Regions from separate parts of the Mus musculus genome. Here regions 1, 2, 3, 4, 6 and 7 are each linked to region 5. Evidence: chromatin loops called from intact Hi-C (ENCODE). Cell type or tissue: left cerebral cortex. All regions are shown on one strand.

Region 1 (4,000 bases), 90 kb after region 5:
ATGGAGTTGGAAAAAATGGCTTTATTCTTTCTTTTGAGTTTCTTGTATATTCTATGGCAATCCTGTCAGGTGTACAGCGGGCAAAGATCCTCCCTCCCCCACGCTGCATTCTACGAGTTATATATTCATCTAACTGGTGTGTAACTAAGGGTGACCCTGGATTCTGATCCTCCTGCCTCAGTGACTATATCTTTCTTACCCGGTTGGATATTTAGGATTACTTTGTTTTTAGCCGTACTTCCTTTCTGGGACACGGCAAGGTATACTATGTGTAAGCAGACGATTGCACACCGTCCTCTGCATACCTGAAACTAGCCGCATGCACGCAGTTTGGCAGGATCAGAACAACAGTAGGATCCCATTCTCGTCTCAACGGAGAAGAGCCCCCCCCCCCCGAAAACCACCCCCAACACCTTTCGAAAAGGGTTTCACAAACACAAATGCGGAACGATTTCGAGTGAAATTCGCTTTTTTCCTACGTCCAAGCAAAAAGGCATTATGTGGTCCGATAGGTCATTGTAAGAGAGATTGGGCTACGGATGCGGCTTTGTTTTCCTGTCACGACAATTTGCGGTAGAGTGTTAGGGGAAAGGTAAGGACAAAGGCTGAATTTGAGGGAACTGAAATTTGAGCTGTAGAAGGGCCCGAGATGATAGGGAGAGCTAGGAGTGGACTACGAAACTGTGTTTCTTTCTAGGGTGGACAGAAAAGCTTGATGACCCGGGGAGGCTGAGAAAGAGAATTAATTTGGAAAGAAGCGCAGGGGCCGGGTTGCGGGTTGCAGGTTGCAGCGAGCGCCCAGGTTATCCAGGCCGTGCTAGGACACGCCTTGAAGCCCGGAGGACCGCTCTGGAGCGAGAGCAGATAGAGCGGAAAGCCATTTGCCCGGATGAGGAAAGCGGTGGCACGGGATCGTACTTTCTCCAGCTTCACCTAGTTCATCCTGAAGTTTGGGTAAAACCCTGAATCCTCTCTATCTCCCTCTAAAAGACCTGCCCACCAAAGAAATGGGGGTGAGCAGAGATGGCTTGCATTTTTAGCCCCGAACCCAAAGGACATAAAATACACCAAAGTGGGTTGAGACGCTGCTTACTGTCTGATTATCCCCAACTTGCCTAGATTTCTTCACCTGAAAATCAAGCCACAGAACTGTCGTCGGGGCTGTTATAGTTTATACAAGTAAATAAAGCGTTAGAACCTGACTGTAACTCTTCTAGTAGGAAAAGCCTGGGCGTTGGTCACCGGAGGGATCATGTACCGGGACATAGGCTCCTGGCGCCGCACAGCCACAGTGGACCAACTTAAATAGTGTCAAAACCGTTGGAACACATCCTGGACGCGAGGCAAGGTCCAGCGCCTGGGCGGGGGTTGTGCGAGGTAGGCGGGCGCGGTCCCTGGGACTCGCAGCTCATTCCTGCTCGCGTCCAGACCTGCGGTAGGCAGTCTGCAGAAGTGGCTGGAGCGAGCTGCGATGACTTCCAGGTAGTGAGTGTCCCTGGGCCGGAGGAACGTGGGCACGCGGAGTTGGGGAGGAACAGGTGTAACGGCGGCAGCCAGCAGTGCTCAGACAGCAGGCAGCCGGCTGGTGGAGCCCGGGGAGTCTTCGCGTGGGTGACAAGGATCTCCCGGCACAGTGCGTGCCTTCCTGGCTAGACATCCCGCTCCTCTCTCCCGTCTCAGACGCTGCGCCGGCTCAAACCCGGAACCGGTTTTCCCATGGGAAAATCCGACTTGGAGGTTGATCTCCAGGGGGTGGGGGGCAAGTCCGAGCGTGGGGTCGTGTCTTGGGGGTGCCGGGTGCGCTGAACGGGGATCAGGCGCCTACCTGACTGAGTCTGGTACCCAGCTGTAGGATGTGGGTTTAGGCAAGTGTAAGAGCCTGGATCCCTGAGTCCTTTCCAGAGAGTTTTATAGCAGCCCTCACAGAGCCAATGGGTTTCAGAAGGTTGCATCAGGAGTAAGAGGCTCAGCTGTACCTCAATGCACCGCACAACACCGTGGAACGCTGAAGAGGCTGAACTTAGGCGTGTTCGATTAAGTTTTACAAAACACTCAGAAGGATCAGAAACGAGTTGTGTGAGTTAGAAATCATTTTGGTGTGTTACACACACCTCCTCAAAGTTTCTCTCTCTCTCTCTCTCTCTCTCTCTCTCTCTCTCTCTCTCTCTCTCTCTCTCTTTCTCTCTCTTTTTTCAAAAGCAAATGCAGTTAAAGGGAGGGGCATGTAGCTCTGATGGTGAAGTGCTTGCCTGACACTCAGAGGCCAGTCACTACTACTAAACTACCTGGAAGGCAGAGGGCCACAATTCTGAGGCCAGATGGACATCCGATCTGATCTCAAAACTTTCAAAGGGGCTGAGGAAGTTCCTCAGTGGTATACGGTTTGCAGACTCTGCACCAGGACCAGGTTTGGGGGGGGGGGGGTTGTTTGTTTGTTTTTAAAGCACACATTTGTTCCACAAAGGATTTAGGGAGAGAGTGGAGGAAGGCAGATATTGGGAGTCTGCTGTGCATTGCTAAGGAAGGGCTTCAGGAATCCCAGAGTCCTTCAATATTCTTTCTAGCTTCCTGCTTCCTGCATGTGGGAGGAGATAGGAGCTGGGACTTCTGTTTCATAGACTCAGTCAACTTGAATGATGCTAATGAACACAAGGCTGGCACATTTTGGGCCAGACTTTGTTTTTCCTTCACTTATAAAGAGCTAGAATTGTACCCTTAGATCTACGATTTTCATCTCTGAAGTCTGCTATTTTCCTGTTTTGACTATACAGTGCTGGCCAGTGTGGCCTTGGGGAAACATCTCTTCCAACTTCTGACTTTCTATTTCTGAAATGGGACAGTTTCCCTCAAAAACAAACAAACAAATAAACAAACAAAACCCACACAAAACCAACCAAACAAACAAACAAAGCCAAACACTTCCCCAAATAAAACAAAAACCCAAGAAGAGATTAGTGTCCTCTAAACAAAACTGACTATATATTAATTATTCCACTCATTTCAAAAGCCAGTGTGATGGCTCATGTCTGTCCACTCTTCAAGGTCATCTTTTGCTACATTGTGAGTTTGAAGCCAGCCTGGGCTACATGAGACCTTGGCTCCAAAGGTGGAAAAAAACGTTCAATTCATTTTATACGCCAGGAGCACCTAGGAGAGGGCTCCAGGATTATGTCTCTGTAAAGTGGACTGAAAAGCCTGATGAAGGAAGAGGGGGGCCAGGATGGAGAGATGCACTCATTCCTATGCAGCACTGATTCAGGGTGGAGCGGCTGTGTTCTGGATTCTCCCAGCAGCTCTCCTAACAGTTCCTATGAAGAATATACTGCACGTATCTCCACTTTACAGTGGGGGAAATGGAGGGAGAAGGTTGTCTGAGAACCATGCTGGAAGGAGCTGATTGGATTGTAGCAATTGTTTACTAGAATTTTATTTAACCAGTGTTGAAGAACTTTCTCTCTCTCCTCCCCCCACCCCCCACCCCCTTTCTCATTTTCACACACTCACTTAAAAAAAAAGAGCTAGCTACTGGATAGTCCCTACTATGTGCTGGGTATCTTTTTTGTTGTTGTTAGCTTTTTTTGTTTTGTTTTGTTTTTTGTTTTAGGGGGGGTTTCGAGACAGGGTTTCTCTATATAAGTGCTGGGTATCTTTTTTTGTTGTTGTTGTTGTTGTTTTTTTTTTTTTTTTTTTTTTGAGACAGGGTTTCTCTGTATAAGTGCTGGGTATCTTTTTTGTTGTTGTTGTTGTTGGGTTTTGGGGGGGGTTTCGAGACAGGGTCTCTGTATAAGTGCTGGGTATCTTTTTGTTGTTGTTGTTGTTGGGGTTTTTTTGTTTGTTTGTTTGTTTTGTTTTGTTTTTTCGAGACAGGGTTTCTCTGTATAAGTGCTGGGTATCTTACTAGGTTCTGGAAACACAAAAGTCCCAACTTCTTGGAGAAATGGTAACTGTGGTGTATTTGGCACCGACCGGCATCGAAACAGATGTCCTGGGCAAAGGCTTT
Region 2 (4,000 bases), 740 kb before region 5:
TAGCTCAGCAAGTTCCCATCTGCAGGAAGCAGAAAGCTAGGAAGAATTGTTTACCAAAGACGGACATACCCATTTTTCAGCACAAACCATTCTGTGAGGAGATTTTTCCTGAAGGGATAAGGAAATGGTTGGCTGGTTAGCTGGTGGTTTTGTGACACTGGAAAGGATGGGAGCCCAGCGCTTAGCTAAAACCTTGAGTCATTTGGCGGCCTCTCCAGGCTATTTTACACTGTGCTTAAGGTTCTTGGCAATCATTTTCTCTTTTTCCATTATTCAGAATTTTGGTCTATAGATCATAACACAAATGAGTCATTAAATTTGCTCCAATTGAGCCAGTTTTATTTATTGTTACGTTTCAGGGAACTTGCTATCCTGATGATTGATGGACCTGCTTGTCTGAGGAGATAGGTGTTATTAAAAGGGAGAGAGAGAGAGAGAGAGAGAGAGAGAGAGAGAGAGAGAGAGAGAGAGCGCACATTGGAAGGTGGGTCAGCAAAAGCTGTTGGGGGTTCACAAGGACAAGTCTACAAAGCCCAGGCCAGCTTAAGAACAGAGTGCTCTGAGGAGACCGTGTGATCCACACGGAGGACCTGGGAGCACTTGAGCGAGAGGGAGGATACAGCCTGAATGTCCTGAAGAGGGTGTGAATGAACACATGACCTCGCAGCCAAGGCCAGGGAGGTGTGTAGGATCTGTGCACACCAGATGCTCTTGGTGATGGAAATGTGTGTGAAAAACTGTGTGCAGTGCAAGCAGAGGCCACAGAGAAATCATGGAGGGAGGGGTAAAGAGAAGCAGGTTTGTAAAGAGAGCCAGGAATGGAGCAGACAACTTACACTTCACCTACCAGAGAGAGGGGAAAGGCAAGGTAAACATTTACAGACGGGAGGAAACAAGGTGCCCGGTGCAGAATTCAGGAACAATAGAGGCAGCCCCATTTCAGAGCTGATAGAATTGTGATACCATGTGAGACGGGCATATTAATATGTATTCCATAAACTGTGCAGCTCGCAGCTCCGCCACTCTGTTTTGCTCTGACCGCAGTACCAGCCTCAGGCACCGCAACACAATTTGGAAACAATGTGACGGAAATGTTTAATCTGCTCGGCCCATCTGTGCTGCGTATTTCTCCAGATCTCCCTGAGAGAGGCGCCTTGAATCTCCACATTGCCTTTAATATTCTCCTAAATCACTTCCCCACTGCACTTCAAGGGCCATTGCTACAATATCACAGGTTCATCTAAAGTGCAATGGGGAGGGGGGTCGGGAGGGAGGCACAGGCTGGGAGATTTTTTATTTTAAAATAATTTCCAGAGATCGTCTTTTCTGCTTCCTTAAAAAAAAAAAAAAAAAAAAAAAAGAAGAAGAAGAAGAAGAAAAGTTATTCTATTGTTGCTGTAAGGTTATTGAGGTTGTTTGGTACAAAACAGGGTAGGACAGAGTGGAATCATTCTCCAAAGAATTATATTTATTAATCTCCATTCTCTCAATTGAGCGTGGGAGGGGTGAGCAGCTGCTTGTTTCTCATCTCTGTTTTGCACCTTGCTAGGGTGAGGTGCTCATTAGGGGCTGTGGCTCTCCGTTCTCATGGCATTGAATTTGGGCTTGGTAGTTCTCAGGGCTAACTCTGCTGCTTTGCAACAAACAAAGCAGTATACATTTAATCCCTGCCCAAGGTGCCCTAATCAGGAAAGGACACTTTACATTTTAAATTTGGGCAGAAACCCATAGGTTTTCTTTCCTTGTAGTGCAGATACTGAGTGTTGGATTCCTGCTGCATTTCCACACTTGATTTCGCCAAATTCAGCTATTTGGGACTAGAATGTGGGTTCGGTGAAAGAGGGGACAAGTCGCTGTGTTTTAGACCCTAGATGAATGGGAGAGAGTTGCACATCACCAAGAAAATTAGGATTCCTTTTGCTTTGTGAATTAAAGAAATGAATAATTTAATCCTCAAGATTGTTCCGGCGAGGGAAAGGCGAACGTCCCAGTTGCGGGGGCCCTACAGCCTGTCGGTGTGTTACATCATCTGCACACATAGGCGTTTCCATGACAACAGCTTATAGCTTCATTTCCTGGATCCCTCTAGGGGGTGTCACAGCCAGATCCACCTGCTTTTCACCCTACCCTCGGTGGGGTCATGGTAAGGTCGCCAGAATAAATGAACGCGGGTACTAATGATCTGTTTACTGCTGTTTATGCTTGGTGTGTGTCAGGGGCATGCACATTTAGAGAGCTCATTATGGCTGCAATTAGAATGCACCATCGCTAGATATTTAACTCCTTTTTCTTTTAAATTAGCATTTTAATAACATTCTTTGAGCAGAGAAACAAAATGACCATTTTTCACGGACAAACTTCTAGCTGTAGGTGCAACTTTAATGGCAAAGTTGCGAAGGGGAAAGAAGGGAGAGAGGGGGAAAAAGGCCATTTTTACTACTTTCACCCCGCCTCCCTACCAAAAGGATATTTTTATTTGCTTTCTAACACACTCAATTTCCTAAATTTGTTTTGAATCCAATTATTTTGGGTGGTTTAAAGTACCGTGCTCTTGTTGGACGGAAATTAGCAGCGATTGAAATTAACTTTTTATGTGACCTGTGAAAGGGGCTAAAATAATTACAAGTGTAGAAGAAATCCTCCTTCCAGGAGACCCTAGCTGTAGGACTGGGCTGTGAGACCATTCTCAGAACACCTTCATACTGCCACCACAAGGACTTTTTTTCTTTCTTTCTTTAAGAAGGTGACTGCTATGTTTGTCTTTAGAATTATCTTACAGAGCGTAAGTGGTGACAAACACGCCATTATACGCAGGATAAATAAGAATCAGATAGAAAGACAACAATAGCGGGGTATGAATTACCATTTTAAAAAGGTCAGATGGTGGGAGCCTCCAAGAGCAGGAGAGTTGGAGCAGAGATGAAGCAATGCCGACAGAGACGGACTTGGTCAGGGTATTCTGGAGGCATAGCTTTTTAGGGACCAGACGACACCTTCTCTAGGTGTTTACAGATGCTCTGCTTGTGTAAAGTGCAGTGAAAAATAACAATTTGAATGTTTCGATTATCTTTCCCAGTCCCTTCCATTTTCATTATTTATTTCCTATAAATCGGGACTTTGCTGAACATAATTCTGCAGACAAGGAGGTGGAGGGGACAGCTGATGTGAGCGTGGAGATAGATGGTGGGTGCGTGCAAGATAGATGCTATGCGTTTATGAAAAGGGAAGGCAACCGTGGTGAGCATCCACAGGGTAGAACAGGCAGGCATGAGAACATTTTATGGATGGAAAAGGTGTAAGGAAGACGGTGGGAACCGGCGCAGTGAGCCTACCCTCCCGGAATCCACGTCCAAGTTCTGCCTGAGATGTCCCACGCTTGCTGTGACTCCTGTGAACCTCATGCGCCTTTCCATGACAACAGACAGGATTTCACAGCCTTGGAGGCTTGGGAGGTCAATAGTTGAAAAGCAAGAGTTAGAAAGAGAGATCTTTATCCACAGCAAAACAATCCCAGAAGTCATTCCCACCACACTACACACACACACACACACACACACACACACACACACACACACACACACACACACACACACACACACCACACACACACCACACACACACCACAGAAGAAGAAAAAATTAATGATGCAGCAGGAAAAAAAAAAAAGAACCTTTCTAAAAATGCAAGTTTAAAATGTTTATGCTCTCGCCTCAGCCTCGCTGCACCTTAGAATCTGCCATTTCATAAACAAAATACTGATGGCACAGACTATCATTTGGTGATAGCTACCCCAGGACATATCTAGATGCACTTCTGTTATTTTAATTAAATACTGCATTATGGTTTGTGACAACTCCATAGCTACTGCGTAAATGAATTCCGAATTAAAGTGTTACTTAGGCATCCAGTAATTTTTGTTTCAGTTCTCAGTTTTACAAAGCAAATAGCTATAAAATCAAGATGTTCATTCATTTACAGATGGGGGAAGGATTGTTGTTGC
Region 3 (4,000 bases), 250 kb before region 5:
GTGGCTATAGTAATTCATGTACTGTGTGCCTAGAATTAAGTATGATGCCTGCAAAGAGAATATTTAGTAAGTATTAATAGAGTAAGGAAGACAGAGATAGGAGGAGGAGGGAGGAGGAGGAAGAAGGAGGAGGGAGGAGAAGGAGGAAGTCTCCTTTGTTCTCAGAGAACCAGTCTAGGTTGGAGGGCAAGAGAGCCTCAGCCTGTATGTGTGTAATGTATTCTTTTGACTTAAAGCAGTGTCCATAAAAGTGAGGCCCTTTGAACCTCTTAGCCTGTAAACTATCTCTTCAATAAGGAACAGCGAATTGGGGCAATTATCTGGCTCATTTCAGGTTCAAACTCCCTGTAGCCTGAAGTTTCTGGATCTCATGGGGTAGGTGGGGGAGTGGGGATCTGCAAAGCTGGTTGTATAAGGGCTTCCAGGTGACTCCTTTGCCTTGGCTGAGGTGTGTGTGTGGGGGGGGGGGGGTGTCTGCCATATAAAGTGAATGGGGGGAGGGGGATAGGTAAGCAGAAGCCTGAAGTGAAACAGAGCATGTAAGAAATGACTGGAAAGAACTGGGTCTTGCACCTGCCAGGAAACCTTCCATATAGGTGGAGACTTTTGCCCGGTGGGGACTTTTTATTCCACATCAGAGGAACATTTTCTGAGCTCCTCCCCCATGCCCAGCACTGGGCTGAGTTCTGGGCCTCCTGTGGGAGACACACTCCACCAATTTGGCGTTGCTGACTTGGCAACCAGCAAGAGGTCTTGGCTCCTGGAAACAAGTCTAGGGATGTGTGAAAGGGGACAACCCTGCTGGGCAAGAACTTCTGGCCAATCACTGTGTGTCCTTTTCAGGGCCTAAGTAATGGCTGCAAAGGAGGAGCCAGAGGGTCTGGAGCACCCCCCCCCCCAATTGTCTGATGGAAAGAGGCCAACTCCACTGTGGGGACCGTCCTTTGAGGGCGGGGTGGGGCAAAGAGGGGTGAAAAGATGACTAGAGGCTTCTGACCCTCAGTCGGAAGTTCCTGAAAACACCAATTAGCTCTCTTTAATTAGTAAAGTAGAGAGCAAATGGGTATATATTTCTTCTGCTCTGATTAAAAACATTTAGGTCAGGTTGTCACAGTCACGATTAGTCAATTTAAGCTGTCCCAAGCAGAAAATTGATTATTTTTTTCTTTTCATTTTCAGGCAGGGGTTTAAATACTATTAGCTAGCTAGCCATTGGTTCCTTGCCATAGAGCAGAGCTGTTGGGTTTGGCAGCTGAGAGGCAGGCAACTAACAATGGTCAGGGTCCTACCTGCTCCAAGGCATGATTGTTTGAAATGTACAGACAATGGAGAAGAGCCAGGAAGGGCATAGGTTACTCACATAAGTGTGTACAAGAAAGCAGGTGATTTCCACACCCCATCATTTGTTTGAACATAGCCCTGGGGAGGGGACTCCTACTCTCAAGGTCCTGAAGAGGCCCAACTTTTTTCGGGGTGGGGGGGAGGATCTAAGTGGCTTGAGTATAGCTGGGGTAGAGTGCCAGGACAATTTTCCTAGCTAGAGAAGAGAAGTCCTCTTTTTGATGGGCTTGAAATAAGCCACAACAGAGGAAGACATTAAGGGAAAGTAGGGAGGTCCCCTGGGATCACCAGAGGTTGTCAGTTCTTCATGTCTCACAAACAAGATGATAAAGAGATTCAGAAGCAGGCTGGGGCTGTAGCCTCATGGCAGAGTGCTTGCATAAAATCCACAAGACTCCAAGATCAATTTTCAGTACCAGAGGGGTGTGTGTGTGTGTGTATTCTTTTCAAATCCTTCTCCTTTTAGTTTGATGTTTCCCAACCTCAGTTCAAGGCCTCAGCCCCAGGCAGTTAGAGGCTCTGAGGAAACTCAATGGATGGATCAGTACACTGACACAGAAGAGCATGGATCAGTACACTGACACAGAAGAGCATGGATCAGTACACTGACACAGACCACAGAGCACTACATTACTGAGGATCCTTGGCTTCCATTTCACAGGGTACCAGCTAGAGGACAGTTAGGGAAAGTCTTCTCTTTCCAGGAGTTCCCCTGAGGTTTTTTGCTTGTTTGTGCTTCTGTTTTGTTTTGTTTTGTTTTGTTGTTTGTTGTACCTAACAGTCTGCCTAAGCCCAGCCTCCATAGGAATTGGTCAGACTGCCAGACCAAGATCAACATTCTCCAGCAAAGCTTCCGGTACTGCTTCATGCTTCAGTCCCCTTGGTCCTGGGGAAGAAAGGCTAGCTTACACTGGGAGTCCAGACACTGCTGCTGTCTCAGTGTTTTCTTTTTCTTTCTTTTTTACTTCTCTCTCTCTCTCTCTCTCTCTCTCTCTCTCTCTCTCTCTCTCTCTCTCTCCCCTCTCTCCCCCTCTCCCCCCCCTCTCCCCCTCTCCCTCTCCCTCTCCTTCCCTCTCCCTCTCTTCCCCCCCCTCTCTGACAGAGATTGTGTAGCCCTGGCTATCCTGGAACTCAGAGATCCAAATGGCTGGGCTGTTGTTTTGTTTTGTTTTTTTCTCCAAGACTTTCACTATGTAGCTCTCTCTGCTTTCGAACTCACTCTGTAGACCAGTCTGGGCTCTAACTCACAGAGATCCACTTTATTCTGCCTCCCAAGTCCTGGGATTAAAGATGTGGACTGCTATGCTCAGCCCTGAGTATTTTCAAAGGTGCAAGGTGGCCTGGCAAACACGGAACTACCAGCCAAAGGACAAGAAGTGAAATCTACATAAACTGACCAATATTTGGTTTCAGTGTTTTCCAGAGACTGGCCCCTTCCCTCAATTCAAATGGCTCTTAGTCTAGGAACTGAGTAGTCCTAACTCTGCCCCCCCCCCAAGCTATGGGATTTAATGAAGACTACATAAAAGGGATGGGATCATGTTTTTTTTTTTTTAATCAATTTTTAAAGTAACAGTGAGTGCCCCTAAAATGTTATGAACCAGCCCCTCTCCACCCGCTGCTGTTCATATACAAGCAACCAGAACTGAATGAGAGAGCGGTGAAACTTTGCTTGGAAAAACCAACTAAAGGGGCAGCCATGTGTACCACAAAGCCCTGTGGGTACTGTCACTGGCCTTCCCTAGAATATCCTGCATCTCTCATGGGTGCCGCAAGCTCTGGGACAGAGGCAAAGCAACCTACAACACACTAGTTTTTGCACACTTGCCTTATGATGAAAATGTGCCTACTGTAACCAAAGTTTTAGGGGTTTCTCCACCAGGACCTGAACCCTCTGTGGCTACTTACTGCCTTTTCTTGAGCTGATCCACAGAGCAAGTTTCTGAAACCATTTCTCCCCTGAAAATGTCTTTTTCTTGAGGGTATATTTTGGTCTAGAGGAAATTTCAGCTTCATCACTTTAGGGCTAGGTCTAAGGAGCCAAACTGGAGACTCTTGAGCCTAGACGGTCAGTGTGTGATTACTTCTTGTGACCTCTTGAGTTATTTTGGTCTGTGACAGGTATGTAGAAGTAGGCATTTAGTTTTAGATACCTAGAGGTAATAAAACCTTCCCCAAGGGCCGTCAGAGAAAGAGAAAATAAAGGGGAAAACGCATCGCTGGACAAGAGGAGAAAGATTGAACACTATGGACAGGTGGAGTGATCAAAACCCGGATGCTGAGAAGGGCCCAGAGGCGCGTCTGCAGTTCCAATCTTTACTCCGAGGTTAATGACCTCATCAGCGCCCCCACGTTCCAAACAGCCCCATTACAGCTCCTCCGGCTTCTTAATGTTCTTTAATTAATTGGCCGGCTCCAGAAGATGGAAGTGTTCCTTTGCTGGGGACCTAGTAGGGTTTTGCAGGTGTCTGTTAATGGTGGCAAGGGAGGTGGCATCTGAAAGAAGAACCCCAGAGCTGGGAAACGGGGCGGGTGCAGTGGAGTTGTGGCTCGGAGGAAGCAAGCAAATTGTTCCCAAAGGTGGAGAAATATTCCTCAGCTCAGGGATACAGAGACTCGCCCAGAGGATGCTCATTCGGTAAAAACCGAGGAAGCCTGC
Region 4 (4,000 bases), 310 kb before region 5:
CATCCTTAGTTCTCACTCATTCAGCCACTCTGTCCCCACCCCCCAAGACCAAGGTTTTAAAATCTGGTGCAATGTCAATGTCTATAATAGCTTTCCCTTTCTCTGGCCCCCAGCGGACTGGTTGAGTTAAGCCAGATGACTCTTCTTCCACGCTGGTAGTGGTACCCTCTGCTATGGATGGGTTGGGAAAATACTCTCTAAGGCAGCCAGTTTGGTCTGGGGTGGCAGAAGTCACTCTTCCCTTCCCAAAACCTTTTTTAGCTTGGGACTTTGGGCCACTCCAAGTCTATTACAGATTTTTTTTTAATTTGTCATTATCTTCTCCTAAGATGAAGGCAAATGAGACTTAGGAGGAGATCAAACAAAATAGATTCTCTCCTTGCCCCTGTAGCCTCTACTCCTCAGGCCCCAAGACTTCCTCTCTGGACTCCACCCCCACCCCAGAGAATCTCACTTGAGAACTAAATAAAAATAAGATTCCAAACACCTTTTAGTTGGGGTGGGAGGACCTTGGGGTTAAATTGACTTGAAACTTGCTATTAACCTTTTTCTTCCTCATTGGCTTTATTTCAAAAGTCATCTTTACAAAAGCTCTCAGGTTTTCTCCACTGTGGAAGGACAAACACCCACAGTACAACTCCTATAGCGAATGTTTAGAAGAGACTGTGATGGCATCTTATAATGCAATAATCACTTAAAGACCAAAATAGGCATATGCTTTGTTATTATCACGGTCTCTAGGAAGCATTTTACTTATGAACTAAGCTTAATGCATAGACTGAGGGTTCATTTCAGGTCGCCTGCTTCAACTCCATTTACAAAGATCTCCAAGTGATCATTAGGTATTTTTCCATCACACTTGCCCTTCCCTCCTCCAAAGAGGGAGAGAGGGAATCCGGATGAACATCCAAACGGAGGCTTGGGAGAGAATGAGAGAGCAAACGACTTTTCAATGCCCTAGTTCTTAAGCACGACATTTAAAAGAAAGGATGGAGAATTAAAAAAGAAAAGAAAATCTCTAGCACTGACCCAAAGTCTTGAACTCAGCTTCCTGCAACTAGTCTAGGAACTAGGGGTCTGGGAAAACAGGGGACATCTTTCAGGTGGGTGAGGAGCCTGCAGTTATCCCCTTTAGGGCGAGCAGGGTGGGACTGATGTGAGAATCAAGCCTTCACCTTGGAAGCCTTCTTTTGGTCCTGCCAAACGTCCTGCAAGGACGTGTGGGTAATTGGATTTTTTTAAATGTGTGCGGCTGGGTAGGTTTTAATTAAATTTCATGTGGTGACTCAAAGGTTATCTTTGGGAGAGAAAATCGTGTGGAGGACTCGCCACGCCCGGAGCACCGTCTTTTGTGCAGCTCTCCACCAAGAAGCCTCACAGTTTTAGCGGAATGGTCTCTTCCTTCCTCAGTTTCCCCTCTCTCAAATATCTGCCTTCCCCCTATCTCGTTTCTGCTGCCTCCACCCCTTCCAACCCACTCTTGCCTTCCTTACCTCCAGCAGCCCAGGCTCTCTCTTCTCTCTTCACACATACAGCCCCCTCCCCTCCCCCTCTTCCACCCCGCCCCCGCCGCTAGACGCCTGGGCCGCCGGGATCACGCATGCACGTAAACTTTTGACCCTCCAACTTTGCGACCTCTCCGGCAATAACACAGGCCTCACAGCCCCGGGTCTGTGAATACTGCGGAAATCAAAGAGCAAATCACCTTTCTTGTCCCTCCCCTTTGGCCACCTTGCGCACCCCACCCCAAGAAAGAGCTTTTAGGTTTTTCAGTAACTCCTAGGGGTGGGGTGAAGCACGGACCCCACTTCCTGCATTTTCATACGTCTCTTTGGTTGAGATGCCAGCCAAGGCTTTTGACCGCCCACCCTCCTTCATTCCTGCCTGAAAGAGTGAGGCGGTGATTCCTGAGAGAGGGCCTATGGGACCCGCTGAGTGGCAGAGTGGGTTGGCCAGAAGAAGAGTGAATTCTAAGGTGAAGAATAGAAAGAGCTTGAGGCAGGGTTTCCTTGGGATCAGAAGAGTCTACTGTGCCCTTAGGGGTGAAAGGAGAGCTCTGTCCTAACAATGCAGACCCAGCGGGGCCCGGGGCCACCTTGAGCGGTCGCTCTCTAGCGTCTCTAAGACCCCAGCCTGGCTGTGAACTTGGTCTAAGGCGGACTCTACTGGCAGATCCGGGAAGTTACAGCCTCTGCCTGCCCGCCAGCGCAACAGCCCTGCAGTGGACCAGCGCGCTTTCGGTTTCCCATCTGCCCAAAAACCACCTCTCAGGTTCCCATCTGTTGCAGGGAAAGGTTTCATTTCTCCTTTCGTAAGGTCCTTTTGGAGTTGTTAAGCAAGAAGGAGAGAGAAAAGAGAAGAAAGAGAGAGAAGGGAGGAATAGAGAGAAAGAGAAAAATAGGTGTGTAACAGCGACTCCAAATTCCCCCAAGAAGCGACTCCCTACACAGTCATTTTCTCACCATTGGCCTGCTAAGTGCTTGGTGCAATGTTAACTGCCCCCCTTTTCACTTAGGGATGTTTGGGGGGTATCTGGAGGTTATGAAAGGCAGCCTCAGGCCTAGAAATTATCCCTTGCTGAATGATTCATCCTACCCTACCGGGATCTGAAGCCAATGGCTTGCTGCTGCAACCCTAGACGCTGAGTCCCAAGGTCTCAGGGCAACCTGCAGCCACGTGCACTCGGTCCCCAGTCCTTTAAGAAAGGAAGACAAGAAGAGCCAGGCCTAGGAGCCTTTGACATGGGCATGAGGCCGCAAGGTGCTTCCCTTTGTATCCATCCTCCTTTCTCAAAGGAAATTAAAAGAGGAGAAACAGGAAGGCAGGAAGTTAAGGTAGAAAGGAAAGGAAAGGAAGGAGAGAAAGAGAAAGTAAAATTTAAGAAGTGCTATGTACTGGCCAACAGGTTCCAAAATTTCTCGGATTTTGATCCTATCCAGGACTTTAAACCACCACCACTTCCACTTGGAATTACTAAATCAATGAATTCTCAATAAATTCGTTAAAAGAAAGGAGGAAAGATCACCTAAACCTGTAGGCATACCCCGGCGTGACCTTCAAGTGGCTGATGGGTAGTGAGGCCAGCAGCGGGTAATGTATGCGGCAGAGGCCTGGAGCCCCCACATAGGCCGGCGCTCGCACCCCTCCACCCCCGTCTGCTGACCTCTGCGTGATCCCGGACTCTATGAATTATTGATGAGATATGAGCGTTGATTTCCCCTTTCAGGATGCAAACTCCATTATATTGTTAAAATGGCGATTTAATCGTTGAGAATAGCTTTGGTGTGGGTTTTTTCCCCCAACTCATTTGCGCCTCCTTCCTTTTCATTTAACTCTCTTAATTAAATCCTTTAACAGATTTTAATCACTTTTTGGAGAGAAGAGTAGAAGGAAAAGGAAAGGCCACAGCACGGACAACAAATGGGACAGTAAAAGAACCACTCAAAACAATCCTGAAAACCATCAGAAAGCTACTACCTTTTGGGAAGTTGAAATGAAGGCGTGGAAGGCTGTTAACGCCACTTAAAAAAAAAAGTGGCTTTGGGAACCTCCACCAGAAACAGCATCAGCAAGCTAGAAAGACGGAACTGAACAGGGAAGACTCATTAGAAGCCTAATCTAACCCCTAGAAGATTTTTGAGGGAGTCCAATTGCAGCAACCAAGTCAGGCTTACCCCTTGCTGATGTCCAAGGACTTTGAGCTTGGGAGGGTCACAGGATTCTCGTGGGCAGCAACTCTTCCTATCTGGGCCTCAGGGACACTTAGGGAGAAATGGCCATTCTCCATAAAGGGCCCCCATTGCTCCCCTCCCCCTTCCCAAACAGCTCAGTTTCCATGTGGTGTCTGGGTTAATTAATATGGATGTGTAACTGCGCTGCAGCAATCGATAGCCCTGCTGTGGGCAGATCCCAGCCCCAAAATCCAATTACTCTAAAAACCTCCAAAAAATGAATAAAGTGACTAGGAGTGCCAACTCCTAAAAATGGGGGAGGGGAGATT
Region 5 (4,000 bases):
ACAAAACGAATAAAAAAATTACCGTACATTTTATTCCTAAGAACTGGGGGGATTTGGGTCGCCACCGCCCTCCCCCCGCCACCCCCCCCCCCCGTGCAGGTCGCTGTGGGGGCGGGGCGCCGCTTTAGGGGCCAGGTTCTTGCAAAGGGGGAGGGGGATAGGAGAGCTGGGGGGGGAACTCTGCTTCCACTTTCCTGGTTTACCCGTGGGGTGCGCTGAGTGCCGCCCCCAAGATTGGAGACTGTTGGGTTGGTCCGGGTTGGAGGGCCAAGGGGCCCGGTGGCGTCGGGGGTCTTTCCCTGCAGGGTGGGTGGGGGCTGTCACCACGTGGCTTCGCCTTTTTTTTTTTTCCTGCTCCATTTTTTTTTTTTTTTCAAGTCGATTTTATTTAGAGGCGGCGCCAGGGCGGCCGCGGAGAAACGTGACACACCAGCCCGCTCGCAGGGGTTTCGGACCGAAGGGAAGGAGCCGCGCCGCGTCGTCGTCAGCCTCCCCTGCACTCGGCGGGCACTTCTCCCGGGCTCACCCAAACTCTCCCGTGACCCCCGCGTGCCCTCAGGCCGCCCACCCGCCCGGAGCTCCGGACAACTTCAGGGGTGGGGTGCGTAGAAAGTTTGCGGCTCCCGCCGCCCGTCTCCACGCCTCTCGGCCTAGGAGGCTCTCCGCCCGCGCCCGCCCGGCTCGGCCTTGCCTGGAACCGTGTCCTTGCCCCGCCACCGCCACCATGAACAAGCTTTACATCGGCAACCTCAACGAGAGTGTGACCCCCGCAGACTTGGAGAAAGTATTCGCGGAGCACAAGATCTCCTACAGCGGCCAGTTCTTGGTCAAATCCGGCTACGCCTTCGTGGATTGCCCCGACGAGCACTGGGCGATGAAGGCCATCGAAACTTTCTCGGGTAAGAGCGCGGCCACCTCCCCGGAAAACACACACACACACACACACACACACACACACACGAAATCCCGGAACAACGGGGACCTGCAGCTCCTCTTTTCCTTGCCGGCCAACTCTTCCCGGGTCCGGGAGGGCTCGGCCTCCGTCTTCGGTCCCCAGCCTCGCCCGGCCTCCCTCGACGCCTTCTCCCGGCGCGGAGATATTCGGGATTTCCTCACCCCTTCCCCCAGCCCGAGGCGCTCGTGGCGGCTCCCTACACCCCTCCCCACCGACGGGGCGGGAGCCCCGGTTGGCAACTGGTGGGGGTGGGGGTGGGGGTGTCTCACGAACACTGGGGTTCGGGTATAGGCGTGGTTTCCCCGATTCCCCCCCGCCCCTAGTCAGCCCCCCATGCGCTAGAGCACCCCCAAAGCCCCTGCCCTCCGTCCCGGGCCTTTCCAGGATGGGGGTTCGCGCACCTCAGCTCTTCCCGCTTTAACTAGGGACTAAGCCCTGAGGCAGGACGTGGGAGGAAGGGGCTCCCGCCTCCCGCCCAAGGCCTGGGGCTTGAGCCATTTTGATTTGAAAGTGGGGCGTGAGCCGGGTGGCGCGGCGGCGGTGGCGGTGGCGGCGGCGGGTCGCCATGCTGCTTCCCGAGACGCCGAGGCTGGGCCGAGAGGCGCGCGGCTACCGCGAGGGACCCTCCGCCCCGGGCCGCGCCGCCCCGGGGGCCCTCCGCTAGCCCTGTGGCCCCGACCCGGCCTGGTCGCCTAAGCCCTTCACCGTGGCTCTGCTGGAAAATAAAGTTTTAATTCTCTACTCCCGCCCCACTTCGCGAAACGATCCTGCTTTCGCCTGTCTCCTTCCTTCTACTTCTGGAGCCGCCGAAGCAAGCGCGCTCACACAAACGCTCACACCTTTCCCAAATCTGAGCAGGCTGCTCAATCAGCCCACGTGATTAATGGAAATAAAACGAAAAAAATTGAAGAAAAAAAAAAACCCAACGAAATTACGGGTTCTACCAAACCCGGAGCAACCTTTCCCCCCACAGGCCTCTGCAGCTGGTGCCTGGATTTCTAGGAGGCCCCAGGAACTCTAGAATTTAGCTAATGTCCCTTACTCACCCTTCCACCCCATCCCTCCCCCATTTCTTTACACTCATTCATCTCTTTTTTTTTTCTTTTTTTAAATCTTCAGGGAAAGTAGAACTGCAAGGAAAACGTCTAGAGATTGAACACTCAGTCCCCAAAAAACAAAGGTAGGAAAAGAGTTCCTTTTGGGAAACAGTAATATTTAGGGGTCCATAGCGTCTCCAGTGGAACAAACCCATTACTGGCCTTTCCACCCCCACCCCCAACTCCGGATGTTGGGGGCTGGGAGAGATTGGCTAGGATCGTGTAGTGGTTGTTTTATAGCTTTAGAAGAAATCCAACAACTTGGGATTGGGGTGGGCTAAAAGACATTACTTGAAAAATTAAAGAGAAAAAAAATCAATAGAGCAGGAACTCTGTGGAGTTAGTTCATAGTGTGGGACTGGGACCATTTTCTGTATGGGAGTTTAAATATGGAGAATTCAAACTAATGGTGGTGGTGATTTTTTTTTTTTTATAACTTTCTATCAGGCCTCCTTTTTCCTATGTTTCTCATCTTTTTTATAACACAATTTGTTAGTAGATTTGAGAGTGTTCTTTTTCTACTGGGGGTGATTAATGAGCAACGTACCCCATTCAGATCTCCTTATGCTGGCCTAATAATTTCTGTTATAGGCATGGATTTTGTTGCCCCCCTACACAGACCCTCATCCCCAGTCCCTCGCATCTTATAGTACCTCATCAACTGGATTTTCAATGAATGTGCTTTGGCCGTGCTATCCCTTTCCAACCCCCCCACCCCCACTCCTTCAGTCCATTGTTACAAGGGACCATCTGGGGTGAGCTTTGTGCTGAGGCTGTGAGCTGGGGCTCTTTGGAGGGTCTAGAACTCGGAGGATGAATGGGTGTGTGTGTGTGTGTGTGTGTGTGTGTGTGTGTGTGTGTGTGTCTCCTCTGGTGAGTTCTTTTTACTCCGTATTCTCTCTTTTCCGCCAAATGGGGTATCTCCACCTTTAAAATTTCAGGATGGATTTCCAGTCCCCTCGAATTCCGAAGTCTGCGGTTGAACTCTGGCAGTGGAGTGTTGAGGCAGGGTTTCTCACATCAGACTTTGTGAACGCGTTGTTGACAGTGCAGTTTTGTTTCCTGTCCTTAGTTGGGAGCAGCCCTCAGTCCAGTTTTGGTCTTCTCAGTCCCTCTTTTCAGCTGGGCACGTGCTGTATTTCTGAAGTTTTTTTGGCCCTTCCTAGGTGGGAATCTTGTGTGGGTGCTGTGCTTTGGGGGTGGGGTGGGGGGTTTGGGGGGTGGGGTGGGGGGTGGGGTGGGGACATATGTTTAAAGAATTGAGAAAGTTTAGCTGGAGATCATGTCTGTCATCTGTGGTTTGGCTTCAGAGTTTTAAGTCACTGAATTATTGTAGCTGAAGAGCATCACTATGGCTTGTGTCTAGGTTTATAGAGTATGTGGTTTGTTGTCAAATGCTTGAGGCTGTTGCTGTTAGAATTAACAGAGGCACTAAAATTGGAAGGAAAAAAAGCTTTATTTGAAAAAAATGGAGATGGGAATAATACAGTGGAGATCGTGAATACATGGACTCAGAGCTGTGTTGATGGGAGATCTAATAATTGGAATTCTGAAATGTGTGGTCACTTTTCCTTCCTGCTCTTGGGGATGATTTACATTTTAAAGCCAAGGAGGCAAAAGAGAAAGAAACAGCAAAGTGTGGTGAAGTGGAACTCAAAACATTTATATTTTAATTTTCATAGTGCCCTGTATTTGTGGGTCTCTCTCTTCAAGCCATCTGCTGCCTCTGAAGGCATTTCCACCCAGGCTTCTTGTCCCCACAAATGCCTTACTCGGGGCTCTTTTGAGTTGGAATGGAGAGGGGATTTGAGAGAACTAACTTCCTTCCTTCCTTCCTTCCTTCCTTCCTTCCTTCCTTCCTTCCTTCCATTTCCTCCTTTCACGTCCATAATAAATTAGATTTTTTTGTGGGCTCCCTTTTCTGAAATAATTTTTCTGAACGAAACAT
Region 6 (4,000 bases), 170 kb before region 5:
TCACTGGGCTCAGCATCCAATAGCTTGGCCGCCTTAGGTGCCAAAATAACCAACCAGCCATGTCTGCCCAGTACAGAAGGAATCAGCTATTGTTTGGCCTTCCTTCCACAGAACAACAGTTGGCCCGCTGGAATTTTCACTCTCTGAGCAGTCGTTTCTGGGATCCTAGTCCTTACCTGGGATGGATACCCCTCTCTCTGACCCAGGAGTCAGCTTACAAGAGGGAGCTATTAGAGACTGACAAAAAGGATTTTTTTGTTTCTTGGTTATAAACACACGTAGAATTGTTTATTTTTTTTAAAAGTCAGTTCTGATATTATCTCTGTCATTGGCTTAGCCCATAAACAGGGCCAGAGAGCTATCTACATTGGTTTTTGTTTGTTTGTTTGTTTGGATGGTTTGGGTTTTTGCCTGTACTGTGCTTGGGATGAACTCAGAACCTCATCATAATACTGAATTACATCATAAGACTCGCAAGACCCACAGTTTTAAAGTCCTAAAATTCCACTTTAATTTTTGTCCTCAGGCGTCAGTCTTATTCTTGGTCTCCCCTGGCATGGTGTTACAAAGCCACAAGCGCGCGCGCGCGCGACAAAAATGAAGCATTTGGGCAAATAACAGACTTTCCCTTCGCCATTAAACCACGTTAGACCAGTGTGGTGGAGTTGGAGGGTAGGAGGAACTGGATTCCAGGGATCTGCTTGGTTGACTAGGATTGTTCCTTCATCTTTCTTAGCAGAACCTCCAGGGAGCGGGTGGGAGAAGCACCCTTTGGAGAGGCAGAGAAGAGAAGCTGCTAGTTTGGAGATAAGTCATCCTGTCCGTAATTGCTAAAAACTGTTGCTTCCGAGCGACTGCTCTTTGAAGGGATGAAAACCCTGGACCCCTAGGCTGTTAGGAAGCTAGTTCCTAAGTCGGAATAACATTATACTCTTCCCAGGGCTTCTTTTGGCCGGGATCTCTGGCAATCCCCACCCTGGCCCAATGCCTCTCCTTAATGTGGTCGATGCCTATTTTCCCAGTGCCCTATACCGTGCCCTCCCCCGAAAAAACGGGATTCATCCCTCAGAGTTGTTGAGGCCCTTGTGACCACAAAATTGCCTCCAAGATTCCCCGTTTCCCACTACATCTCTTCATCTTTCTCTATGCCTCGGTTTCCCTGCCTCCCCCACTTCACCCCAAGGGACTTTACAGGCAACTATCTATCCAGTCTGGAAAGGGGGAGATTCTAGTAAACTTACGGGAGAGGGTTAGATCTCAGACGCGTCCTAAATCTGCCTGCAGTGGAGTCGGAGAGAGGGCAGAGCAAGCCGAATCACAGTTCTCAAGCTTAGACCCAAGGGCACCACCAGCCATCTCCCTAAGGACAACCCACGATTGTCTGGAGCTTCCAGCCCAGCAAAGGGCCAGAGGATCCCAGGCCGCCCAGCTGGCTTCTCACCAAGTCCTCGGGTGCCCAGGACAAAAGGCCGCCTTGCTTTTGAATAATGCCCGGGAGCCCGTCTCTAGCCTGGTGCCGCGCGGGCCGCAGTGGTGGGGCGGGTGGGAGAGCGAGCGAGGGGCTTCTGGCCTCCTGCTTCACCCTCCCCAACTTTGCTTTCTCACGGGCGTGGGGGAGGCAGAAGAAGGAAGCATCGCGGACTCCGGAGTGTTTCTTCCCATTAGGGACTTGGTGAGCGCCAGATCCCATTCAGTGTCTCCATTCCAGGGCACTCCCAGGCGCCAATCCCAAGACAGTCCCCGCTTCCGCAGTTGACTGGAGAGATCCAGCCCTCCTACACCCAAGTGTTTCCACCAGTGGGCTCTGGAGCCCCAAGGCGAAAAGCTTAGAAGTGTACTGCCAAGACGTTCTAGAACCAGGGAAGCCCCGCAGGAAGAAACGGGTTTCAACTTGAAATAGAACTGTCAGAAACCGAAGGAATTTTTGGTGTAAACGGCACAAATAATTTGTCCTTCCCACTCTTTTGTCTGTGGTTTCAGCTATAGAGACCTGATCTGGGGATAAGCAGAAATTGGTATTTATCCCCTCTCCTCCGAACAAATCAGTTTACACAATCTCTCAGTTTAGGCACTGTTTTGAATTAATCTCTGCAAAGTCCTTTCAGAGAAAAAAAACAAGTGATCAAGTCAATAGCCTGATTTTTTTTGTTTGTTCTAATTATCCGAGCAAAGCCCACATTTAGTCGTAAAGATCGTAGAGATGAGCTCTTAACAAACAGGAAGGTAGTTAAATGAAACCTTTTTATATTGTCGAACTTGTTCTCCTTTACCGCCTAAGTATTAGAAATAAACACCACTAAAAACAACAATTGGCTTATTTTAACCTATCGTTTAAAATGGATAACGCGTGCTAAAGAATTCCAAAGTTAAAATGGTTCATATGTTGATAAGGAAAGTAACAACTCACTCACTATCTTAGCTTGGGAAGCTAAGGCAGGATTACCACGAACTTGAGGCTAGCCTCGGTTACACAGTGAGGGGTGTGTGTGTGTGTGTGTGTGTGTGTGTGTGTGTGTGTGTGTGTATAAGGAGCCACTGTTCTCAGAGTACAGGCTTAGCAGAGATGGCTGCTTACCACATTATACTTTACCTTTCTTTCAAAACCCTAAGTCTGAAGCATGGATGGATGCCTTTCCCCTTTAAAGGGCTCAGCTTTACACTAATTTACTTGATGATGGATGGGGAAGTAATTAGAATGTGTTCTTGACTTTCTTTTCCCTTTTCAACATTCAGCTACATTCTAGACTCTAAGGACTGAATAAAATCGAGGGGTCCGCATAAATAAAATTTTCATTGGAATTGGACACAATAAGCATTTTTGTAGGCTCTAAAGCAGTTTGTAACTTGCCATGGTAGCACATGCTTATAACCCTAGCACTCGGGAAGAATTGTTGCCACAAGTTTGAGGCTAGCCCGATGTGGACACATGTTTTAAAAAGGCAATCTATATTCTTTTTTTTTTTTTTAAGTACATTTGTTTGCTTTTGTGTGTGGGCATGCCATGTGGCCTGAAGGTCAGAGAATAGCTCCCTGAAGTCCGTTCTCCCCTCCCATAGTAGGGGTCCCCAGCATTGGGGGTTGCACTCAATTCTTCAAGAATGACAAAAGCATCTTCGCCCACTGAACCCTTTCACTAGTCCGGCATGTTCTTTTATGGAGAACTATCCCCATCCCGTTTTCCCAATCAAAAAGAAAAAAAATTGTTAAGTAATTTTCGTTCCTATGATGTGTTTGCTGAAATGTGAAGTTTGGGTTTGGTCTACAGAGACTGTGTTCATGATAGAGAGAGTGAAAAGTGTCTCTATGTGTGCTAGAAATTTTCTGACAATTTTTCCTGGGAGGTGGAGGTCGGGTTGGAGGAAGGACAAAAGGATGTGCTCTTTGAATTATGGCGCTTTTTAAATTATTATTATTAAATGAAGAGAGAAGTCTCATTTCTCTTTTAGCATTTCTTGCTGTCTCTGACTCTTTAAAATTGAAAGACATGGATAAGTCCCTTGGTGGACCATAATGGCAAAATGCTTGTGGCAATCTTGAAGCCTTTACGGGTTACTAGCCCCTCCGAAGGAGCCTCCTAAAAAGCCCTGGAAGGAGATAGGGCTGGGGTCCTCAGGATCATCTATCTCTCCGTGTACCCGGATGGAAGGTCGCGGAGATTCCCCCATTGGACTCCAGTTCTCAGTGAAGGAGAAAGAACGCGTTCGCCAGCCCTCCATTCAGCCCTCCATTCACGTACGTGTTCTCTGAGAGTGGGCAGCGTCTGAGGATGGGGTACTCGGGGAGTACGGGAGTACGACAGCAAGCATTGGGCTGGAGTGCCAAGTCCGCGAGGCTAAAGTTGGGGTGCAGTAGGAAAGTTAAGATTGAAGGTGCCGCGTGACTCCAGGAAAGTTTTCCTGCTTTTCTGGGCTCTATCCCCAAAGAAGCCCCCTATTACATTGGGGGTCCTTCGCCCCCTCCAGTTGAGGACCAACTGCCCGCCCAAGCTTTGCCAGGATGG
Region 7 (4,000 bases), 200 kb before region 5:
GAAGATGAAAATACCCAGTTCTTTATTCCAAACAGTCTTCGGTAGGAACTGGGAGACAGAGCATCCATGACATTATCCTGATAATTCACTCGGCCACTTCCCTTTTGCCACTGTGAATCTGCCTCCTGGCAATTTTCTCCGGCCATAAATGGAAGGGCCGGAAACTTTGCAGGAGTTGACCAGATCTGGAGTCTCCTTAACCTTCCTCCCGGGGTTTGTGGAGGTGCTCCTGGAAGAGACTCCTGGGCCGGATCCCACCCGGGCAGAATCCCATTCTTCTCACCTCAGGCCCCCAGGCTAGCCGGGCTCTCCCTGACCGCAGCTCGCCCGGGGCCACCTTCTACCCGGCATTCTACAGCCAGCAAACACTCCCACATCCCGCCGTGGACATCCGCTCTCCTCAGGCTTCCAGGATCGGGAATTCCTAAAACAAAAATGATCACAACCAAACAAAACAACCACAGTTCAGTGGTTGTTTTCAGTACCCGCTTCTACGGCCCTCTCACCAGTCACGGGCCTCGGCTCTCAGCAGATCTCTGGGAAAGACGCACTTCGCCCGGGTTCCCCGGCTGCAGTGGCCGAGGTTCCTCTGCGGGAGACGGGAGACGCCCCGTTGCCCGAGCTTCTGCACCCTCGTCCTGAGACAAAGATCGAGCACATGCGAGGTTTGGTGGTCGCTCTGCGGGCAGGGGGACCTTCCGGGCTGCAACAAGGGTAGTGAGGACCGAGCAGCAGGGTGACCCGCCTCTGATTGAGCGCTAGCTGGAGCTGTTAATCCTTTGTTATTTATGCACGTGTTTATCTTGATGGCGAGAAAAGATACTAGGGGGCTGACTGCTTAACCCAAGGTAAACTCCGGGGAATGGAGAGTGCGCGAGAACGAAAACGCTAGTCACGCGGAGCCTAAGGCATCGGCCTCATTTGCTCTAAGGCCTCAACGACGGGTTTTGGGTTTTTTTGTTTTTTGTTTTGTTTTGGTTTTGTTTTTGTTTTTTACACTCCGACCCTGTTCGTTCTCCCAGAAGACAAGGACCTTTAATAAAGTAACGCCTGATTTAGAAAGGCCAGGTCTCTGGCGCTCCAGGTCCTTCCAGAGCCCCCTCTGCCCCTTTCCCCTCCACCCACTTCTCACACTCCCGAAGGGCTAAAGGAACGTTTACAACCTGACTCAAGTTCAATGACAAAACCTTGCTTGGAGGGGGAGGGGGAGCGAACTTCACCCATTGAACCAAACAAAGGCTGGCGCTTGTCTCTGACAGGGAGTTGGGTGTGTGTGTGTGTGTGTGTGTGTGTGTGTGTGTGTGGTGCCTGCCTGAGTGGAGGAGCGGTGGTCAGAGTCTGGAAGGGCCACAGTGTCAGGTTCTGCCCTGTTTTCCAGGCCCCTGTGAGATACACCCCTCCTCCCTACCTCCATCCAGAGAGGGAAGTTCACGCAAGTCTCTCGCTGGGTCCTATAGTTTCCTACTTCCTCTCCTGTGTTTTCCGCGCGTATTTTCTTCAGTTTTCGATATTCTGAACATCTTTCCAGTTCCTCCTGGAACAGGGCTTCTACGGGAGAAACCTCTCCAGGTGGCAGCCTGTGTGCCTCCCTCCTGTTTCTCCATTTGTCCTGACTGTAATAGTTGGTAAATATGTCCCTCTACCTCACAGGACAGAAAACATAAAATGGAGTCCTCAGCGCGGGGAGGGGAGCAGTGAGGCAGTAAGACCTAAGAGCTGACAGGGAATCTAATCAAAATTAGGGGCAGGCATTGTGTCCCCCCAGGTCTCTTCTGCCTTCCACCTCCAGTGGAAACTGGCATGCACGAGGTGCTTGAAGTGAAAACTGAGTTGAACTAAATGATCACATGCGTTTTTTTTTTTGTTTTTTTTTTTGTTTTTTTTTTTTTTTGGTTTTTCCGAGACAGGGTTTCTCTGTGTAGCCCTGGCTGTCCTGGAACTCATTTTGTAGACCAGGCTGGCCTCGAACTCAGAAATCCGCCTGCCTCTGCCTCCCGAGTGCTGGGATCACATGCGTTTTATTTACCCTGTTTTCACACTCAGACAAATCTACCCAGTCCCCAGTGAGGCAAGGGCTAGAGTGTTTGTAAAGCACCTGCCCTCTGTGATCTAAATAGAGAGTTCCAGAAGGAAGCAGGTGTTTGTCACTGCCTAGGAAGAAGTTTGTTAGAGGGTGGGAAAGACTGGCTTCCTGGTCTGTCTTCTGGTAAAGACCTGGAACTCAGAAATTAAGAGAAGTCCCCTTTTGGGACCAAGATTCTACCATTTTGACACAAATAAAGTGAGTGGCACTATTGTCTCCATTTCTTTACTAAGTAATGAGTTCAGGGTGGGGGACAATAGCCCTGAGGGACACTAGAAAAGGTGCCAGTTTGGGGGAAATTGGGTATTTGCTAAATGTCTGCAGCTGAACTTACCCACCCAAACTTCAAGTTAGCAAGTTAGTACTCTCAGGAGGTGACCTATCCCATGATGCTTCATGATGCTCCTGTACAGAAAGGGTTCAACACTGCTGTGTTGGGACCCCTTCCAGTGTCTCCTCGGAAGCTACCACAGGAACTTCTGAGAAGGCATTGAGGAGAGGAAGGGAGCCAGAGGCCCTGAGGGGAGCTGCGACACTCTGCCCTGGCATTGTGTTAATTTCCTGTCTGCTAGTAAATCATTATCCTTGTTGGATCTTGTCTAGCTTTCAACACAGGTACAAAACGTTTTAAATAAAAATGAGAACATTAACAATATTTATTATTTTTTTTCTTGCCAAGATTCCATCTGGTCAAAGACAAACTTAAAGCCACATGCCCAAGGTACCCAGGGTACCAGCAAGCCTCTCCCTAGCCCAAACCAAAAATGTCCCGCATACTTCGAAGCATTTTCTTTGTCATTTTTGACCCGAACGACATCCCTTCAAAGGCCATCAAGATGCCCCTGACAGTTGCCTCTGAGAGAACCTTTGAGGCCTTTCCTCTTATTGCAGAGACTTCCAGTGTCCCTCAGTGCTTGAGCGACATTCCTTCAAGGGCTTCTAGAGGCAGATCCCAAGTTGATACATAAGAAACGCTCGGTTACAGAAAACTGTATGTTAGTTTACAGTTTAAAAGAGAAACTCTTGCAAGCAGTAAACCAAACAAAGAGGATAGGATAAATAACACTCTTGATTGGTCTGCAGAGGTGGAGATGGGGACCCAGTTGCTTCTAGACCCTGAATTCTTCAAACATCTGCCCAAAGATTTCAGCCTGCTCTTGAGATTCCCACAGCTAGAAGAGGAACCCAAGAACCTAACTCTGGGGTGAGGCAGAATCCCTGGCCCACCATTTCTGAGGCTAGAGAGAAGGCTGAAGAATCTACTCTGCTCCTAGGGTAGGGGATATTTGGAGCAGCGGCTCCCATAAGGTCTCTGGGTAGTAGTAAATGCAACCACCAGCCCCAGCTTTCTCAAAGGCCAGAGATGTGCGTTTTACCCTTCTACCCCGCCCCATATTCCCCCTCTCTCCCCATAAAGAATTTAGCATTTAGTAGAGTGGGGGAGGGGGAGGGGAGACCACCAGCCTGGATCTTCAAGTTCAATGGCAAAGTCCCTGACCCCCACAGACTGGGTGCCCACAGTCGTTGCTTTCCTCTTCCCATAATTCTGGGGGCTACTGCATTCCTTTGCTGCCTCTCCTGTTTCAGGGGGCAATTAGGGGAGGCTAAGGGTAATGGTGGCATTCTTTCTTTCACAGTCTCGGACCACTCCGTGCCCTTCCCCCACCCCCCACAACTAGTAGTCGTGAAAGGAAGGCAGGCTGGCATCTGTTCCCCCATTGGATGTTTTGAATCTCTCTTCCAGCCCCAACCAGAGCCGGGAGGAGGGACGGTGCCCCGCGCTTGGGCAGGAGGAGGTGGGCGGCTCCTGAGTTTCCCCTACGTCTGCCCCGACAGAGAGTGTTCAGGTGGGTGAGCTTGTGGTATAAATGCCTTTCAAAAACCACTGAAACCTCTTCCCTTCGTCTTTTCCACCAC

What was found. A loop is a pair of places that touch in the nucleus more often than their neighbours do. Peaks named below come from ENCODE experiments on the same cell type or tissue, not always from the same donor. Only the 100,000 strongest peaks of a DNase experiment are listed, where the experiment ranks them.
Region 1: it touches region 5 in a loop (2.3-fold over the local background); 2 of 42 quality-filtered maps call a loop at or near these places.
Region 2: a loop joins it to region 5, with 5 times the contacts of the local background. A loop is called at or near these places in 3 of 42 quality-filtered maps.
Region 3: it touches region 5 in a loop (3-fold over the local background); 2 of 42 quality-filtered maps call a loop at or near these places.
Region 4: it touches region 5 in a loop (4-fold over the local background); 2 of 42 quality-filtered maps call a loop at or near these places.
Region 6: it touches region 5 in a loop (3-fold over the local background); 3 of 42 quality-filtered maps call a loop at or near these places.
Region 7: it touches region 5 in a loop (3-fold over the local background); 11 of 42 quality-filtered maps call a loop at or near these places.

The regions. Positions count from the first base shown.
Region 1 is chr11:95,912,302-95,916,301 of GRCm38, reverse strand. It overlaps B4galnt2 (beta-1,4-N-acetyl-galactosaminyl transferase 2), which reads left to right and starts at 1,431. Exons shown (of 11, transcript NM_008081.3): 1 at 1,431-1,482. The coding sequence starts at 1,472. In left cerebral cortex, no CTCF peak of the experiment used is centred here; DNase peaks (open chromatin) are centred at 830, 1,225 and 1,533.
Region 2 is chr11:96,740,293-96,744,292 of GRCm38, reverse strand. The region is part of intron 10 of Skap1 (src family associated phosphoprotein 1); the gene reads right to left. Among named protein-coding and RNA genes, the nearest start is that of Snx11, 35 kb to the left of the region's middle. In left cerebral cortex, a CTCF peak has its summit at 2,093; DNase peaks (open chromatin) are centred at 1,047 and 2,011; H3K27ac peaks cover 277 bases.
Region 3 is chr11:96,255,936-96,259,935 of GRCm38, reverse strand. All of the region lies in intron 1 of Gm53 (predicted gene 53), which reads right to left. Among named protein-coding and RNA genes, the nearest start is that of Gm53, 6.3 kb to the right of the region's middle. In left cerebral cortex, no CTCF peak of the experiment used is centred here; no DNase peak of the experiment used is centred here.
Region 4 is chr11:96,309,911-96,313,910 of GRCm38, reverse strand. It overlaps a transcript of Hoxb3 not described here. Among named protein-coding and RNA genes, the nearest start is that of Hoxb5os, 5.0 kb to the right of the region's middle. In left cerebral cortex, a CTCF peak has its summit at 2,163; a DNase peak (open chromatin) is centred at 2,209.
Region 5 is chr11:96,002,358-96,006,357 of GRCm38, reverse strand. Igf2bp1 (insulin-like growth factor 2 mRNA binding protein 1) reads left to right here and starts at 414. Exons shown (of 15, transcript NM_009951.4): 1 at 414-899; 2 at 2,075-2,135. The coding sequence starts at 725. In left cerebral cortex, no CTCF peak of the experiment used is centred here; DNase peaks (open chromatin) are centred at 670 and 1,764.
Region 6 is chr11:96,175,357-96,179,356 of GRCm38, reverse strand. No RefSeq gene overlaps it. Among named protein-coding and RNA genes, the nearest start is that of Hoxb13, 17 kb to the left of the region's middle. In left cerebral cortex, no CTCF peak of the experiment used is centred here; no DNase peak of the experiment used is centred here.
Region 7 is chr11:96,200,207-96,204,206 of GRCm38, reverse strand. It overlaps Gm30134 (a long non-coding RNA gene), which reads left to right and starts at 581. Exons shown (of 3, transcript XR_001780305.1): 1 at 581-665; 2 at 3,167-4,000. Gm11538 (predicted gene 11538) reads right to left here and starts at 753. Exons shown (of 2, transcript NR_108029.1): 1 at 507-753; 2 at 1-424. In left cerebral cortex, no CTCF peak of the experiment used is centred here; no DNase peak of the experiment used is centred here.